Linked DNA regions of Homo sapiens: region 2 is linked to region 1. Evidence: chromatin loops called from intact Hi-C (ENCODE). Cell type or tissue: endothelial cell of umbilical vein. All regions are shown on one strand. Links, peaks and the distances in the headings refer to the core of each region. The heading gives the core; the rest is flanking DNA.

Region 1 (8,282 bases), core at 283-8,282:
CCACTGTGCCTGGCCTATACTTATATTTTCTTCTGTGATTTTAATATTTTAGTGTTTATGTTTTGGTCTATGATCCATTTTGAGTAAATTTTTATATTTGGTATAAGGTAGGGGTCCAACTTTATTTATTTTTGAGATGGAGGCTTACTCTATTGCCCAGGCAGGCATGCAATGGTGCGATCCAGCTCACTGCAACCTCTGTGTCCCAGGCTCAAGTGATTCTCCCACCTCAGCCATCTGAGTAGCTCGGATTACAGGCCCCATCACTATGGTAATTTTTAAATTTTTAGTAGAGACGGGGTTTCACCATGTTGGCCAGGCTGGTCTCGAACTCATGACCTCAAGTGATCTGCCCGCCTCTGCCCTACAAAGTGCTGGGATTACAGGCGTGAGCCACCGTGCCTGGCCTCCAGCTTTATTCTTTTTTTTTTTTTTTTTTTGAGACAGAGTCTTGTTCTGTCACCCAGGCTGGAGTGCTGGAGTGCAGTGGCGCGATCTCGGCTCACTGCAAGCTCCGCCTCCTGGGTTCACGCCATTCTCCTGCCTCAGCCTCCCGAGTAGCTGGGACTACAGGCGCCTGCCACCACGCCTGGCTAATTTTTTGTATTTTTAGTAGAGATGGGGTTTCTCCATGTTAGCCAGGATGGTCTCGATCTCCTGACCTCGTGGTCTGCCTGCCTCGGCCTCCCAAAAGTGCTGGGATTACAGGCGTGAGCGACCATGCCCGGCCAACTTTATTCTTTTAGATGTGGATGTCTAGTTGTTCCAGAAGTATCTGTTAAAAATGTTACTCTTTCTCCATTGGATTATTTTGGCAACCTTATAAACAATCAATTGACCATAAATGTATGGATTTATTTCTGGATTGTCAGATCTATTCCAGTGATCTAAATGTCTGTCCTTATGCCAGTACCATAGAGTCTTGATTACTATAGCTTCATGGTAAGTTTTCAAATCAAGAAGTGTGAGTGCTCCAAATTTGTTTTTATTTTTCAAGATTATTTTGGCTGTTCTGGCTTCTTTGGATTTTCATATGTATTTTAGGGTCAGCCTTTCAGCTGGGCATGGTGGCTCACGCTTGTAATCCCAGCACTTTGGGAGGAGTTCAAGATTAGCATGACAAAATCCCATCTCTACAAAACAAAAAACAAAACAAAAGAAACATTAGCCAGGCTTGGTGGCATGTGCCTGTGGTCCCAGCTACTCAGGAAGCTGAGTAGCTTCCCGAGGCAGGAAGATCACTTGAGACCAGGAGGTGGAGGTTTCAGTGAGCTGAGATCGTGCCACTGTACTCCAGCCTGGGTAATGGAGACAGACCCTGTCTGAAAACAAAAAAATTTTTTAAATAGGCTTTTGTTTTTTATTTTATTTAATTTTTGACACAGGGTCCACTCTGTAGCTCAGGCTGGAGTGCAGTCGTGTGATCTCAGCTCCCTGCATCCTCCGCCTTTTGGGTTCAAGCAGTCCTCCCGTCTCAGCCTCCCGAGTAGCTGGGACTTACAGGCGTGTGTCACCACACCCAGCTAATTTTTGTATTTTTAGTAGAGGTGACCATATTGGCCAGGCTGGTCTTGAACTGACTTCAGGTGATCTTCCTGCCTCAGCCTCCCAAACCCAAAGTGCTGGGATTACAGGTGTGAGCCACTGTGCTCAGCCTGTTAATTTTTTTTTTTTTTTTTTTTTTGAGACGGAGTCTCACTCTGTCACCTAGGTTGGAATGCAGTGGTGCCATCTTGGCCTCACTGCAACCTCCACCTCCCAGGTCCAAGGGATTCTCCTGCCTCAGCCTCCCAAGTAGCTGGGGTTACAGGCACGTGCCACCATGCCTGGCTAATCTTTTGTATTTTTAGTAGAGATGGGGTTTCACCGTGTTAGCCAGGACGATCTCGATCTCCTGACCTCATGATCTGCCTGCCTCGGCCTCCCAAAGTGCTGGAATTACAGGCATGAGCCACTGACCCTGGCCCAGGAGTATTGCTTTAACAATATAAGGTTTTCTGATTTATAAACAAGAATGTCTTTCCATTTATTTAGGTCCTTAATTTCTTCCAACAGTCTTTTCTAGTTTTCAATGTACAAGTTTTTTGCGCTTCTGTTACATTTATTCCTGGCCGGGCACGGTGGCTCCGCCTGTAATCCCAACACTTTGGGAGGCCAAGGCAGGCGGATCACCTGAGGTCAGGAGTTTGAAACCAGACTGAACAACATGCAGAAACCCCATCTCTACTAAAAATGCAAAATTAGCTGGGCGTGGTGGTGCATGCCTGTAATTCCAGCTACTTGGGAGGCTGAGGCAAGAGAATTGCTTGAACCCGGGTGGCAGAGGTTGAGGTGAGCTGAGATCACGCCATTGCACTCCAGCGTGGGTAACGAGTGAAACGTCTCAAAAAAAAAATTATTCCTAACATTTTATTCTTCCTTTTTTTTTTTTTGAGACAGAGTCTCGCTCTGTCACCAGGCTGGAGTGCAGTGGCAAGATCTCGGTTCAAGCCATTCTCCTGCCTCAGCCTCTTGTGTAGCTGCGACTACAGGTGCATACCACCATGCCCAGCTAATTTTTGTATTTTTAGTAGAGACAGGGTTTCATCATGTTGGCCAGGATGGTCTCGATGTCTTGACCTCGTGATCTGCCTGCCTTGGCCTCCCAAAGTGCTGGGATTACAGGCATGAGCCACTGTGCCCGGCCAATTTTTTTCTTTTTGATGCCAGCCTTTGTCCTCTGTCTTTAAGTAGGATGACCTCATCATGAACATAATACTGTCTGGAGATGTTTCCTTGGTTGTAAAATGAGAAGCCTAGGGAGATTATTTTTATGCTTCCTTAGTTGTCCCCTTCCCCTCCACTTTTCAGTGTTTAGTCTGTATTTTGAGTCTGCTTGAGTGTCCCTATGACACATCTGCTGGTTAATTTGCAGCCACCAGTGGGGCTTCTCTGCTGTAAAGGAGATAAAGGACATGGAAAGGAATGGCTTTGGAGTCCAACAGGCCATTGTCCTGGTAAGCCTTTTACTGGCTATGTGATCTTGAGGACCTTATTTCACCTGAGCTTGTTTTTCATTTGTTGAGTGGGGCTGTTATTGAGGAGTCAGTAAGCGAAGTGAATGACAGCACCTGGGGCACTGCTAGCACACTGGACCCATTTCATAGATTGATGTGCTGTAACAGCCCAGGAGGGTCTCACTCGGCCACCCTAGCAGAAATGCAGTGCCACAATCATGGCTTATAGCAGCCTCGACCTCCTGGGCTCAAGCAATTCTCCCCCCTCAGCCTCCCAAGTACCTGAGACTACAGGTGTGTGCCACCATGTTTTTTTTTTTTTTTTTTAATTATTTTTTGTAGAGATGAGGGTCTCACTCTGTTACCCAGGCTGGTCTCCCCACTCCTGGCCTCAAGTAATCCTTCCTCCCTCAGTCTCCCACAGTGCTGGGATTACAGGTGGAAACCTGCACCTGGCCTCTTCCTAACTTTTCATTGTGAACATCCAAAAAACTACAAACGTTGAAATCATCTTATTATATTGCTGACTCTGGATTAATCCGTATCTTCTACCTCCATAACACTATTTCTGATCTGGGAAAGGGCAGCTTTTCCCCCCGCCCTTCTTTTTTTTTTTTTTTTTTTTTTTGAGACGGAGTTTTGCTTGTCTCCCAGGCTGGAGTGCAAGGGCGTGATCTCGGCTCACTGTAATCTCCGCCTCCTGGGTTCAAGCTATTCTCCTGCCTCAGCCTCCTGAGTAGCTGGGATTACCAGTGCCCGCCACCACGCCCAGCTGTTTTTTTTAGTAGAGATGGGGTTTCTCCATGTTAGCCAAGCTGGTATCGAACTCCTGAACTCAGGTCATCTACCCGCCTCAGCCTCCCAAAGTGCTAGGATTACAGGTGTGGGCCACCGTGCCCGGGGCCTAGTTTTGTATTTTTAGCAGAGACGGGGTTTCACCATGTTGGCCAGGCTCGTCTTGATCCACCCATCTTGGCTTCCCAAAGTGTTGCGATTACAGGTGTTAGTCACCGTGCCCAGCCTCCTTCCTATTTAATGACTTCTGCCCCTACTTCCTGCTTTCATCATTGCAGTAAGAATGCACTGGTCTAACACTTCAACCCGGCTGTCTTTAGCCAGAGGCAGAGCTTTGAAACCTGGGAATTTACTGCTTGGAAATGGGATGGAATTCTAAACATTTCCCTTTTGAGGGTTTATTCACATGAATCCTGGGCCCCTAGTCTTAGGGAGCTGGAAGGCCGTATTTCTGGAACAGGTGTTCACTACTTCCGTTTATCGGGTCTCAGCCAAGTAGACCTGGAGCTGCTCCCTAGCAGAATGTGGTGCACTCTTCTGGGCGCCGCCTCCTCTCCTCCTCTTCCTATCTCTCCTCCAACATCCAGCTTCCATGCTACCCTTTCCAGAAACATTTCCAATTCCCATCAGCTAGGTTTTCTTTCATGGATTCCCTCTTGCATTCCTTGCATAGATCACTTGGTGCTTTGTACTTTGTCATGCTGTCTTCTAGACCTTAAGCTGGTTAGGTTGAGGGCAGGGCTGCATGCTGTTCATGTGTGCTCTGCCTGGCCTGGCACAGATGTAGCTGCTCCATGGATATCTGCGGGGTCACTGAGCTGAAGCAGGTGGATGCTGGATGCTTGATACTAGATACATTTTCTGGGGCTGGCTCTGATTAATGCTGAGTGAGTTCACCTCACATTAAGATGCTGGTAAGGTGGCTCATGCCTGTAATCCCAGCAATTTGGGAGGCCAAGGTGGAGGATCACTTGAGTCCAGGAGTTCGAGACCAGACTGGGTAACATAGCAAGACCCTGTCTCTATAAAAATTTTAAAAAGTCAGCCAGGCATGATGGTACACACCTTTGAGTCCCAGCTACTAGGGAGGCTGAGGTAAGAGGACTGCTTCAGCCCATGAGTTTGAGGCTACAGTGAACTACAATTGTGCCACTGCATTCCAGCCTGGGTGACGAGACTGTCTTAAAAAAAAAAGATGCTGGTTGTTTTCAGACTAAAATAGTAGCAACAGGTCAACGTATCTGAAATCCTTTAGCAGTCATATATGGTTAGTGTAAATCTCTGTGATAAAAGAAAGATCTGGAATTGATACCAAAGCAGCTCAGTACTTTTTAGTGTACTAACACATTTGTTTTAACAACTTGTTCACAGCTACTGCAATGTTCAGATGGAGGATCAATAATCTCTCCATTCTTTGAGCATCTAGCATATTACTGGACTCATGTGTAATCTCTCTCAGCCTTCTAGGTTTTATTTCCACACATTTTCCTTCCCTTCAACCCGATTCCAACTGACTTCTTTGTATTCAGTTAGCAAACAGGAGTGTTCCCCTAGCTTCATCTTCTCTGTTTTTAAAAGACGGAGTCTTTGGAGTGCAGTGGTGAGATCCTGGCTAACTGCAACCTCCACCAGGATCTGATTCTCCTGCCTCAGCCTCCCAAGTAGCTGGGACGGCAGGTGCCCACCACCACGCCCTGCTGATTTTTAGTAGAGATGGGGGTTTCACCATATTGGCCAGGCTGGTCTTGAACTCCTGACCTCGTGATCTGCCTGCCTTGGCCTCCCAAAATGTTGGGATTATAGGCGTGAGCCACCATGCCTGGCAAGTCTTGTTTTTTCCAAGAAGTTACTTGGGACTTAGGCAGATATGATCCGTCTTCTTAGGTCCTCCTTCTCATCCCTGTAAGATGAAGGTGATTGGAAGACCATGAGGTCATCCTTAAGGGGTCCTGTATCAAGGTGTTAAGTAGGTTATCACTTCCACCTTGACTGTTAGCTGGTACCTGCAGTACTTTTTCCCAGAACTTTGGATAAATTCACCAAGATCTACTTGTGAATACATTATACGTAGTAGATTAAAGAGGCTATAAGCTAATGCTTTCACTTTTTCCTCTGAATCCTAAGCATTAGGCACTTAAAACGGGTGTACTCCAAGACAAAGATGTGTTATCAAGTGAAACAAAGTCAGGGTGTCTGTCTCACACAGTTTATTTAACAATAGGTAATAAGAAATCAAATTTAACAGTCTATACAGTGATCCAAAGTTCATATTTATAAGTAATCAACTTTAATTGCATGATTTACAACAGTTGAGGGTTTTTGCTATTTTCAAGTTTTATAGAAAGTGTGTGTGTGTGTGTGTGTGTGTGTGTGTGTGTGTGTGTGTGAGTGGGGGGTAGGGTAAGGAGGAAGAAAGCAAGCAAAGAAGAAACCCCCAGGGACATTTTGCATGTTAAAATCATCCCACCGGAATCGTTTCTTACCCTCTTTTTAATTTTTTTACTTTGTTAGATGTAAAAATAACGAAAAAAATTCTTTCAAGAAACAGAAACCACAATATATAATACATCAATTTGGCAGCTGCCCCTGTATATTTTTGAAAAAGTCATTTTTCTCTCTACATGTACAAATTATTTTAATACTTGAAGTTTTACGCTCAGACTTACAGAATAGAAAATTTTCTGGAGCACAAAAGTTGACTTGAGGGGAAGAAAGGCAGTTTTTTTTTTTTTTTAAACATTTTTTAAAAGAATGAACATCTTTGCACCCAGAGAAAAAAAACTGGTATTTTAATATATATTTATATATATTTATATATATATAGAATGTAATTTTAAAGTAACATTAACCCCTTTTGTCCTCTGGTTTAGAAATGTTTTAACTCTTCCATAAAGTGAGGAAAATAGGGAAAAATGTCAACCATCTGCACCAGTAAATAATAACTATTAATATTACATATGTTCATTAATTTAAAAAAAATAATAAAACCTATTGGAGGTGCAAGGCAGGAGCATATTGTTTGGCTTCACAGGCCTCAGCCTCCTCCCAGTGCACACTTGAACCACACACACAAAGGGGAAGAAAGGCTGGTGGTAACCAGCCATAACAAAAATATATTCTTTGTATTCTATCATCCCTCAGGTTCATCTTGCATGTTTGCTTTAAACCACAAACGGCTACTGCACAGTTCTTATGTGTTCCAAGGAAAATTGTCTTTTAGGCTACGAAAGATTCAAAAAAATTGTTTTCAGTACAAAAAGTCTTGTTAAGAGAAAATAATTTTTTTGCTCCCAAAATACTACAAGGTGTCTCTAGTGTATGTCTAGTGTACTCTGTGAGAGGTTTGAATTCAAGTCTGAGTTATCGGTGCTGAGTCCCAGGTCCGTGGCGCTTGCACCATGGAGGTTTGCCATGCCTGGATTGCTAGCAAGCTGAGAAAGCATTGAATTCTGGTCCGGGCTGGCAAAATGCCCTTGTTCCATGGGGTTGGCCTGGGCAGCTACCAGTCCAGGATGTGGGGAACTTGTCTGTGGGGAAACGTGGTGTGGAGAAGGCTGAGGCTGCATCCTTGGGGAAGGACTGGAGTGGGGGGGCTGGGACTGTGGCCGTGGAGAAGGGACAGGCTGGGGAGAGCGCACTTGATTGGAGAGAGAATTAGGGATCTGCTGGCCTTGTAGGTGTGGGGACTGGGCCTGATTTGGGAGCATATGCTGCTGGGGGCTCATGGGGTTGGGCTGAACAGGGGACCCCATCTGTTGCTGAAGGAGTCGCTGCTGATAGGCCTGTAGACTGGCACCTGCCTCTGCTCCCAAGGCCTGGGGAAGCTGGCCTATCTGTCCCATATTTCCTTGTTGCATCTGTTGCATGTGATGCTGCATCCGCTGCTGCTGCTGTGGTGGGTAGCCAACTCCTTGGGGTTGCTGGAACTGGTTATGGTTGGCCATTCCAGGGCCTATTCCTGGCCCTGCTCCCTGTTGCTGCTGCTGTTGCATCATTTGCTGTCGTCTCAAGATGTCTCGGAATTGTGAAGGCATGGTGTTGTGGTTCATGTTCATCTGCTGAGCCTGGGGGCTCATCCCTCCCATGGGTGGCTGGAGTTGCTGCTGTGGTTGCTGCTGGGGCAGGCCAGCCCTCTGAACGCCCGCCTGCATTGGATTCATGTTCTGCATGGCTGGATTGGAGTGGACCCCCTGCTGACCTGGCATGGTAGGTGGCTGTAGCCCTGGCTGCCCCTGGGGCATGCCAGGCTGCCCAGGGATGGGTTGTGGATTAGAGTTGGCATACTTGGCAGCCCGCTGCTTGATGAATGCAGCCAACAGCTGGGGGTTGGCGTGAAGGATACTAAGCACCTGTTGCTGCTGCAGGGGAGAGCTGGGAGACCTGAGAGTCCGCAAAAGGTTTTGTAAGGCTTGTTGAGACACAGTGCCTGGTTTGAGTGGGCTGATACCTACCTGGCCCAATCCTGGTTGTGGAGCCATGTTCAAAGGTTGA
Region 2 (8,328 bases), core at 273-8,272, 51 kb before region 1:
GCCCCCAAGAGGTTTTGCCATTATTGGGTGGTGGGGTGGACCATGAACTGGGCATCTGGGTGACTTGGACGGAGCAAGTGTTTTGACATCAGACCAGCCTGGGTTTTGACCCAGCGCTGCACTTCCTGGCTGGACCAGCTTGGGCTCTCCAGCTTCTCTTCTGCTGAGGGAAGATGGGGCTCCCTTCCAGACTTGGGGGTGGGACAGCTCTGCCAGGAGCTCACATTGGGGCCTGGCAACTCCTTGCAGATTTGTCCTGGGGCCTTTTCAGGCCTGGGGCCCGGGCTCCAGAGCCTGCACCTGCAGAAGAACCAGCTTCGGGCCCTGCCTGCCCTGCCCAGTCTCAGCCAGCTGGAGCTCATCGACCTCAGCAGCAATCCCTTCCACTGTGACTGCCAGCTGCTTCCGCTGCACAGGTGGGCACCCCCACCTAGACCTCCAGCCAAAGACCACCCAGCCACTCTCAGTCAAGCCCCTGTCATCTCCCCAGGCACACCATGTCCATGCCCATCCGAGCAGCTTGTGGGGAGGGGCGGGTCCTGTGAGAGCCAGGCATGTATAAGCCCTTTCCAGGGTTAGTTACCCTTCCTGGGGATGTTGAGGGTGGACTTCTCTGAGCCTTGATTTCATCATCCATAAAGTGGGCATGGTATCTGCTCTGCCTAGCGGGCTGGGACCTAATAGGTAGGCGAGACCACTTTACATAATTACATGAGAAAGTCACAAGAGGTCGGGGATGGTGGCTCGCGCCTATAATCCCAGCACTTTGGGAGGCCAATGCAGGCTGATCACCTGAGGTCAGGAGTTTGAGAGTAGCCTGGCCAGCATGGTGAAACTCTGCCTCTACTAAAAATACAAAAATTAGCTGGGCGTGGTAGTGGGTGCCTGTAATCCCAGCTACTTGGGAGGCTGAGGCAGGAGAATTGCTTGAACCTGGGAGGCAGAGGTTGCTGTGAGCTGAGATCGCGCCACTTCACTCCAGCCTGGGCGACAGAGTGAGACTCCATCTCAAAAAAAAATAAAAAGTCACAAGAAGCCTGGAGTCCTGCAGACCTGGGCTCCAGTCCTGGCTCTGGTATTTTACCAACTAACTCTGCAAGCCGCGTAACCTTTCCTGCCCATCTGTAAAAAGGGGGGATGTAGTATCTAACCTCATGATGGTTGTTGTAAGAATGAAATTAGCATAGATAAGTTGATTTGAACAGTGTCTGCTACGTTGTAAGCCCTCTAACTGTTTATTATTACTATTATTATCCCCTTTTTACAAAGAAGGGATCAGAGGCTTGAAGTGGCTTGTAGGTCACATAATTGGTGAGCCGCCAAGATTCTCAGCAGAGCCTGCTGTCACCTATAGGCTCCACCGCTCCCAAATTCCTGGTGGCCTCCTTGACCTCCTCAGGAAAGCTGGCAAATGCTTGTTGAGCGAATGAATGCATGCTGCCTGTGGCCTTGTGCTGCCTTCTGCACCAACCCTGCCCCACACCCAGTGCCCACCTGCTCCAGGCCACTGGAGCAGAATCAGCACAGCTAGCTCCCCAGCTCTCTTTTCTCTTCAGGTGGCTTACTGGGCTGAACCTGCGGGTGGGGGCCACCTGCGCCACCCCTCCCAATGCCCGTGGCCAGAGGGTGAAGGCTGCAGCTGCTGTCTTTGAAGACTGCCCGGGCTGGGCTGCCAGAAAGGCCAAGCGGACACCAGCCTCCAGGCCCAGTGCCAGGAGAACCCCCATCAAAGGAAGACAGTGTGGAGCAGATAAGGTTGGCCATGGGGCAGGAGGGGTGAGACCTTGGTGGGTGGTGGGCCAGGTTCCAAAGTCCCCAGGAAGCAGGAGCCTGACTTGGCTTGGTCCTGATTCATGTGGTTCCAGAGCTGGGCAATGACCCAGTTGCGTCAGTTCAATAATGTCCATCCGAGGCTGGGCGCGGTGGCTCACGCCTGTAATCCCAGCACTTCAGGAGGCCGAGGTGGGCGGATCACGAGGTCAAGAGGTCAAGACCATCTTGGCCAACATGGTGAAACCCCATCTCTACTAAAAAATACAAAAACTATGGCTGGGTGCGTTGGCTCACGCCTGTAATCCCAGCACTTTGGGAGGCCGAGGCGTGCAGATCACGAGGTCAGGAGATAGAGACCATCTGGCTAACACGGTGAAACCCTGTCTCTACTAAAAATACAAAAAAATTATCCGGCTGTGGTGGTGGGCGCTTGTAGTCCCAGCTACTTGGGAGGCTGAGGCAGGAGAATGGCGTGAGCCCAGGAGGTGGACCTTGCAGTGAGCGGAGATCTCACCACTGCACTCCAGCCTGGGCGACAGAGCAAGACTCAAAAACACTCTGTCTCAAAAAAAAAAAAATTAGCTGGGCGTGGTGGCGGGCGCCTGTAATCCCAGCTACTTGGGAGGCTGAGGTGGGAGAATCGCTTGAACCCGGGAGGCAGAGGTTGCAGTGAGCAGAGATCACGCCACTGCACCCCAGCCTGGCGACAGGGTGAGACTCCGTCTCAATAATAATAATAATAATAATAATAATAATAATAATGTCCATCCTCCCGTTCTTCCCTCCTCCCTGCCCCCACCTCTGGGCTAGACCCAGGGTGGGTTTGCAAGGAGTGACCATTTGCTCCTGCTGTGGGACAGTGGCCTTTCCTATAAGCCACACTGTGCTGGTCCAGATGTATCCCTAAAATCGGTCCTGCTGTTTCTATATTTGCTGGATCACTGTTGACTCAACCATGTCCCAGCCTGACCTAAGGGGTCTCCCTCATCCCAGGATCCCAGGGATGGGGAGAGTGGAAGTGCAGGTGCATCATTGGCTCTGCCTCCCACCACCTACTAGCCATAGGTTGGACCCCACTTGATAGTACATTCACCATCCTGACATATCTAGTCCCAGCTTGACCCCTCAGTTGTAGCAAACTCACAGCATATCAGAGAAGGGTGCACAAGATACAGGCACCCCCGTATGTAGGAACCACTGCCTGTAAGGCCACGGAGGTGTCCAAAAGGGAGAGGAAGTTCTTCCAGGGAAAGTGAGAATAGAGTGGGGCCTGGGAAGGTGGGGAGAGGGCTCTATCTCCCCTGGACCTGCATTTTGAACATCTGGGATTCCTGGGGCCATTAGTTGGTGTTTGTATTCATCCCCTAGGACTGCCACAACAAAATGCTAGGAGCTGGGTGGCTTAGAACAGCAGAGCTTCTGTAGGCTAGGGGTCAGCCGTTGAGGTGTTGGCAGGGGCGTGCTCTCTGGAACCGGTAGTGCTCTCTGGAACAGGTAGTGGAAGGGTCCCCCTTGCCTCTTCCAGCTTCTGGTGGCCCCAGGTGCTCCCTGATCTGTGGCAGCATAATCTCCATCTCTGTCCCAACCTTCACGTGATGTTGTGTATCATCATCTTCCCTCTATAATCTGTCTCTGCCCAAATTCCACCCCCCCTTTTTTTTTCTGAGATGGAGTTTTGCTCTTGTTGCCCAGGCTGGAGTGCAATGGCACAGTCTTGGCTCACTGCACCCTCTGCCTCCTGGGTTCAAGCGACTCTCCTGCCTCAGCCTCCCAAGTAGCTGAGATTACAGGTGCGTGCCACCACGCATGGCTAACTTTTGTATTTTTAGTAGAGAAGGGGTTTTACCATGTTGGTCAGGCTGGTCTCGAACTCCTGACCTCAGGTGATCCACCTGCCTCAGCCTCCCAAAGTGCTGGGATTACAGGTGTGAGCCACTGCGCCCAGCCAAATTTCCCCTTTTTATAAATATAACAGCCTATTAGATTAGGGCCCAACCTAAGGATGTCATTTTAACTTCATTACTTCTGTAAGGAATCTATTTCCAAGTAAGGTCATACTCTGAGGTACTGGGGTTAGGGATCCAGCCTTTTGGGATGGGCACAAGTCAGTCTATAAAGTGTTCCTAATTTCTGGCTGGGAGCCGGGAAGGAACTCCTGAAAAGACCCCAAGCTGAAGGTAAGCAAGTTCTGCCTTGGAAGCCAGACCCGGAACTATCGTTGATGAGAGCAATACTAATCTCAGTTGGCAGTCACGTGCGCGACTGGGAAATGGCAGCAGTGCTTTCTCCCTGCGTCAGCCCCGGGAGGCTCATGTAGAAGCGGAGCTGGGTTCAGGAGTGGAAGCTCTGATGAGTCCACTTCCAGGTCAGGGCTTTAGTTAAAAGGGAAAGACACCCCGGGTCCCCACCCCTACACACAGTATGATGGCTTTGGAATCAGGACGTCTCAGGCCATTTGACCTAGCCATCCCTTCTGATACTCCTTTCAGTATTGTGGGTTATTTTGATGAAAGTAGCAGTTTCCTCCCAGGAATACAAAGGAATTCAAGGCAGAGGGCTCTTATCTTGAGGCTCAGGCACTGGCATTGTTCCCGGCTGGAGATGCTCGCCTGCTGAAGGCACCAGGATGGACGTCTGCCAGTCTCCCTTGATGCCCGTGTCTAGTTTGGTGTCTGGCACCCAGAAGATGCTCGGGAAGGCTGAATGACTGACTCACGACTAGGTCATCTGGCAGACAAACCTGGGTTCAACCCCACTGCCATCCTTTACAGGTGTAAATTTTTTTTTTTTTTTTTGAGACAGAGTCTCGCTCTGTTGCTCAGGCTGGAGTGCAGTGGTGCAATCTCGGCTCATTGCCACCTCCGCCCCCCAGGTTCAAGTGATTCTCCTGCCTCAGCCTCCCGAGTAGCTGGGATTACAGGTGACTGCCACCACGCCCGGCTAATTTTTTGTATTTTTAGTAGAGACAGGGTTTCATCGTGTTAGCCAGGATGGTCTCGATCTCCTGACCTTGTGATCCGCCCGCCGTGGCCTCCCAAAGTGCTGGGATTACAGGCGTGAGCCACCGCGCCCGGCAACAGGTGTAAATTTAAGCAGCCAAACGACTAAACTGTACTGAGGCTTCTTTTTTCCCATCAGTACTGCACAGGGTTACTGTGAAGGTGAAATGAGCCATTTAGATACCTATTTAACCTGGCACCTGGGTAGGGGCTCTTGATACTATGGAGTTCCCTTGCATCCCTTTCCCTGCAGCAGAGGGGCTAGACTGGATGGCCATAAAGGACAAGGGAGGCAGGGCAGGTTCCTGAAGGGTCTGGATTTGGTCTCACCTGTACCAGGAGCCCCTGTGGGTCCTGAGGCAGAAGCAGGGATGAGGGGTTTGCAAATGCCTCCCTGCCAGCAGCCCCACTGCTCAGACTCCAAGAACTTGAGTTCCCTCCAAGGGCAAACTGAGGCACAAGGTTACTGCATGGATTGAGCAAAAACTCCCAAGAGATCAATACTTCTATCTCCAACAAATCAAGCTGACCTCTAGGCACCAGCAACACGTGGTCATGCGCACATTCCCATTTCACACACACAAGCCAACTTTATGCCAGCCTATGCCAGGTGCTACGCACAGGCGGACACAGGCTCCATCTCTGGGGAACTCACAGTCTTTGGGGAGAATGGCACAACCGTAAAGAATGACAGCATGTGGCTAAGACAGGGAACTTGAGCTGATGACAGGCGACATTTCTTTACGGCCCTGCACACTCGTGTCTTGACTCACGTGGCCTTCATGATCGATACCACGAGGTGGGGGGGTGGGGTCAGAACACAATCTGCAAGGAATAGAGATCTAACAAACGGGACTCAAGCAAGCAGGGGGTTTAATTTCTCACACACAGAGTCTGGGGAGCCCAGTGAGGTTGCAATGGCAGCTAGATGTGTCCTCCAGCTCTGTCATCCTTGTCTTGAGGGTTCTGTGTTCACGGCCCCTCCAGGCATGGTTTCTTCATTTAGGTAGGAACAAAAGGCCAAAAGAACATACAAGCCCAGCTCTCTAGAGGCTCCAGTCAGAACTGGACCCTTTAACTACAAAGGAATCTTGGATGAATTATTTTTAGCGGGGCTTCAGGAGCAGGTAGCAGAGCCAAAGTGCACACTCAGGCCATCTTCCTCCCAATGTCCTCCCCGGGGGCATTTCCTTTAGGAAATGGGAGTCAGTCCTCACAAACACAGAAAGCAGCTCAAGGCCACCACACAGGTCGCCAAAATCCACATCCTGGTCACTGCTTCTTAGCTGCCGAGACAAGCTGGGTCCCCAACATCCCTGGGGAGCTAGGAGGAGCAGAGGACCAACACATGAGGCTGAGAGGCATTCTGCTTGGTGAATTTTTGAGGCAGAGGCTGCCCCCACCACACAACTCACTGTCAGGGGACCTTATCCTGCTCAGAGAGCTGCTCTAGAACTTAATTTACATGGCTCGTTCAGGCAGACAGAGTTCACTGTCTTGTATTCCACAGTGTGACAGTGGTGGCCCCATCCCTGGCAACTGAGGGCCGTGGCGGGTCGGGGGGAGGCCATCTTAAGGAAGAGCAGGCAGCTAGCGTTCCAGCTTTGGGAACTCTGGCTGGAAAAGGTGGTTCACAGACGAGTTCTGGGGCCTCAGGCGGCCCGTCATATAGACCTTTCCACAGGGGAGGGCAGAAGCAACAGGCGGGTCCCAGGAGACCCCAGCAGGTCCTCCACCGTCCAGCCTTCACAGCACCGGGCAGAATTTACACAGAGAGGATCAGTCTCCAAGCCAAAGTCAGGTGGAGGCATGGTGGTGGTGGTAGAGAAACGCTGGGCTGGCTTCCAGCTAGAAGCCAGGCTGGAGGCAGGAAGGCTCAGTCGTCTGTTTCCTGCTTGATGTTCTCGACGGAGACAGGCAGCTCTGGACTTGAAGCCTTGTCGGGCGAGGCCACGTCTAGATGCTCTTCCTTCACACGCACAGCAATGACTGAAGAGGGAGGGGAGGCGGGTGGGTGGGCGAGTAAATAACTCTGGGAGGGGTGGGGGCGGAGGAGCTGGGAAAGGGACCTGGCTCCCTACAGATGGGGGCCTAGGATGCACCTTCACCCTCCAGCTTCCCTTCTGGGAGGGCAGTGGCAGCAGCAAAGGGCCAAGGCCCCAAGCCAGGCAGGCTATGCCAACGACACTGCCATGTGCCAATCTGTCACCACCCTGCCAAGCACTAGAGGTAGGGGTAGAGATGGAGGAGGAGGAGGGGCCGGGGCCGGGCTAGAGGGGGACTCAGCTCCATTCACAGTTGGGGGCGTGTCTGGGAAACACCCTGGGTCCAGTGGTACAGGACTGCTTGGTGCCCAGAAAATGCCAAAGAAACCTGACTCTACTCTTCTGTGCCCAGGTGGGGAAGGAGAAGGGTCGTCTCTGAGCACGGAGCAGGCTGGTCCTGCCTTGACCCAGCCCGGTGGCTCTTACTCTCGCCAGGAACAGGCTCCGACGAGATCTTCCTGGCACCCTGAGGGTCGTCCTCCAGCAGGGGCTTCTTGGACCCCTGTCTGAGGGGTCGCGTCTTAGTGGGCGGGATTCTTTTCCCTTTGAATAAAAATGGATTCAAACCCAGCATTAGGGTTGTATTTAGGTAAGGCTTTATGGGATAGGTCTCACCCAGTGGTCAGGCAGCGTGGCAGAGGGAAAAGTGCCAGTTTGGGGACAGAAAGCCTGGACTCCAACTCTGACAACACATCTTATTGGCTATGTGCCCTGAGCTCAGATTCTCTCCAATGGGAAGTAATACCACCACCTCCCTCAAACCAAGCCCCAGGCAGTCGTGGTTGTAACTGCTTTTTAAAATCTTTTTTTAAATAAAAAGATTTTTTGAAGAGGGTCTCACTCTGTCACCCAGGTTTGAGTACAGTGGGGTGATCACAGTTCACTGCAGCCTTGACCTCCCAGGCTCAGGTGATCCTCCTACCTTAGCCTCCTGAGTAGCTGGGACTACAGGCCTGTGCCACCATACCCAGCTAATTAAAAATTTTTTTTAAATTAGGGGTCTCGCTATGTTGCCCAGGCTGGTCTCAAACTCTTGGGCTCAAGAGATCCTCCCACCTCAGCCTCTCAAAGTGCTGGGATCACAGGTGTGAACCATCACACTCAGCCCCCGTTTTTGATTGTTGATTTCTTCCCACAACATGCACCATTCCCGGTCCTACCGTTTGAATGGTACAGAGCCTCTGCCTGCTGGATAAATGCCACACCCTCACTCAATTTTTTTTTTTTTTTTGTGCGATGGAGTTTCCCTCTTCCGCCCAGGCTGGAGTGAAGTGGAGCGATCTGGGCTCACTGCCACCTCCGGCCCCCAGGTTCAAGTGATTCTCCTGCCTCAGCCTCCCAAGTAGCTGGGATTACAGGCGCCTGCCACCACACCTGGCTAATTTTTGTATTTTTAGTAGAGACGGGGTTTCGCCATGTTGGTCAGGCTGGTCTTGGAACTTCTGACCTCATGATCCGCCCACCTCGGCCTCCCAAAGTGATGGGATTACAGGTGTGAGCCACCGCGCCTG

The links. Peaks named below come from ENCODE experiments on the same cell type or tissue, not always from the same donor. Only the 100,000 strongest peaks of a DNase experiment are listed, where the experiment ranks them.
Region 2: a loop joins it to region 1, with 5 times the contacts of the local background. A loop is called at or near these places in 19 of 110 quality-filtered maps.

The regions. Positions count from the first base shown.
Region 1 is chr22:41,177,777-41,186,058 of GRCh38, reverse strand. EP300 (EP300 lysine acetyltransferase) reads right to left here. Exons shown (of 31, transcript NM_001429.4): 31 at 5,982-8,282. The coding sequence ends at 7,103. It overlaps EP300-AS1 (EP300 antisense RNA 1), which reads left to right. Exons shown (of 3, transcript NR_110514.1): 3 at 1-845. Among named protein-coding and RNA genes, the nearest start is that of EP300-AS1, 16 kb to the left of the region's middle. RefSeq lists an enhancer at 761-1,560. In endothelial cell of umbilical vein, for the core only: no CTCF peak of the experiment used is centred there; a DNase peak (open chromatin) is centred at 4,078; H3K27ac peaks cover 3,398 bases.
Region 2 is chr22:41,228,572-41,236,899 of GRCh38, reverse strand. It overlaps L3MBTL2 (L3MBTL histone methyl-lysine binding protein 2), which reads right to left. Exons shown (of 17, transcript NM_031488.5): 16 at 7,244-7,360; 17 at 5,629-6,761. The coding sequence ends at 6,649. CHADL (chondroadherin like) reads left to right here. Exons shown (of 6, transcript NM_138481.2): 4 at 250-416; 5 at 1,557-1,755; 6 at 7,170-7,387. The coding sequence ends at 7,196. Among named protein-coding and RNA genes, the nearest start is that of CHADL, 8.2 kb to the left of the region's middle. RefSeq lists an enhancer at 1-170. In endothelial cell of umbilical vein, for the core only: no CTCF peak of the experiment used is centred there; DNase peaks (open chromatin) are centred at 4,219 and 6,659; H3K27ac peaks cover 2,825 bases.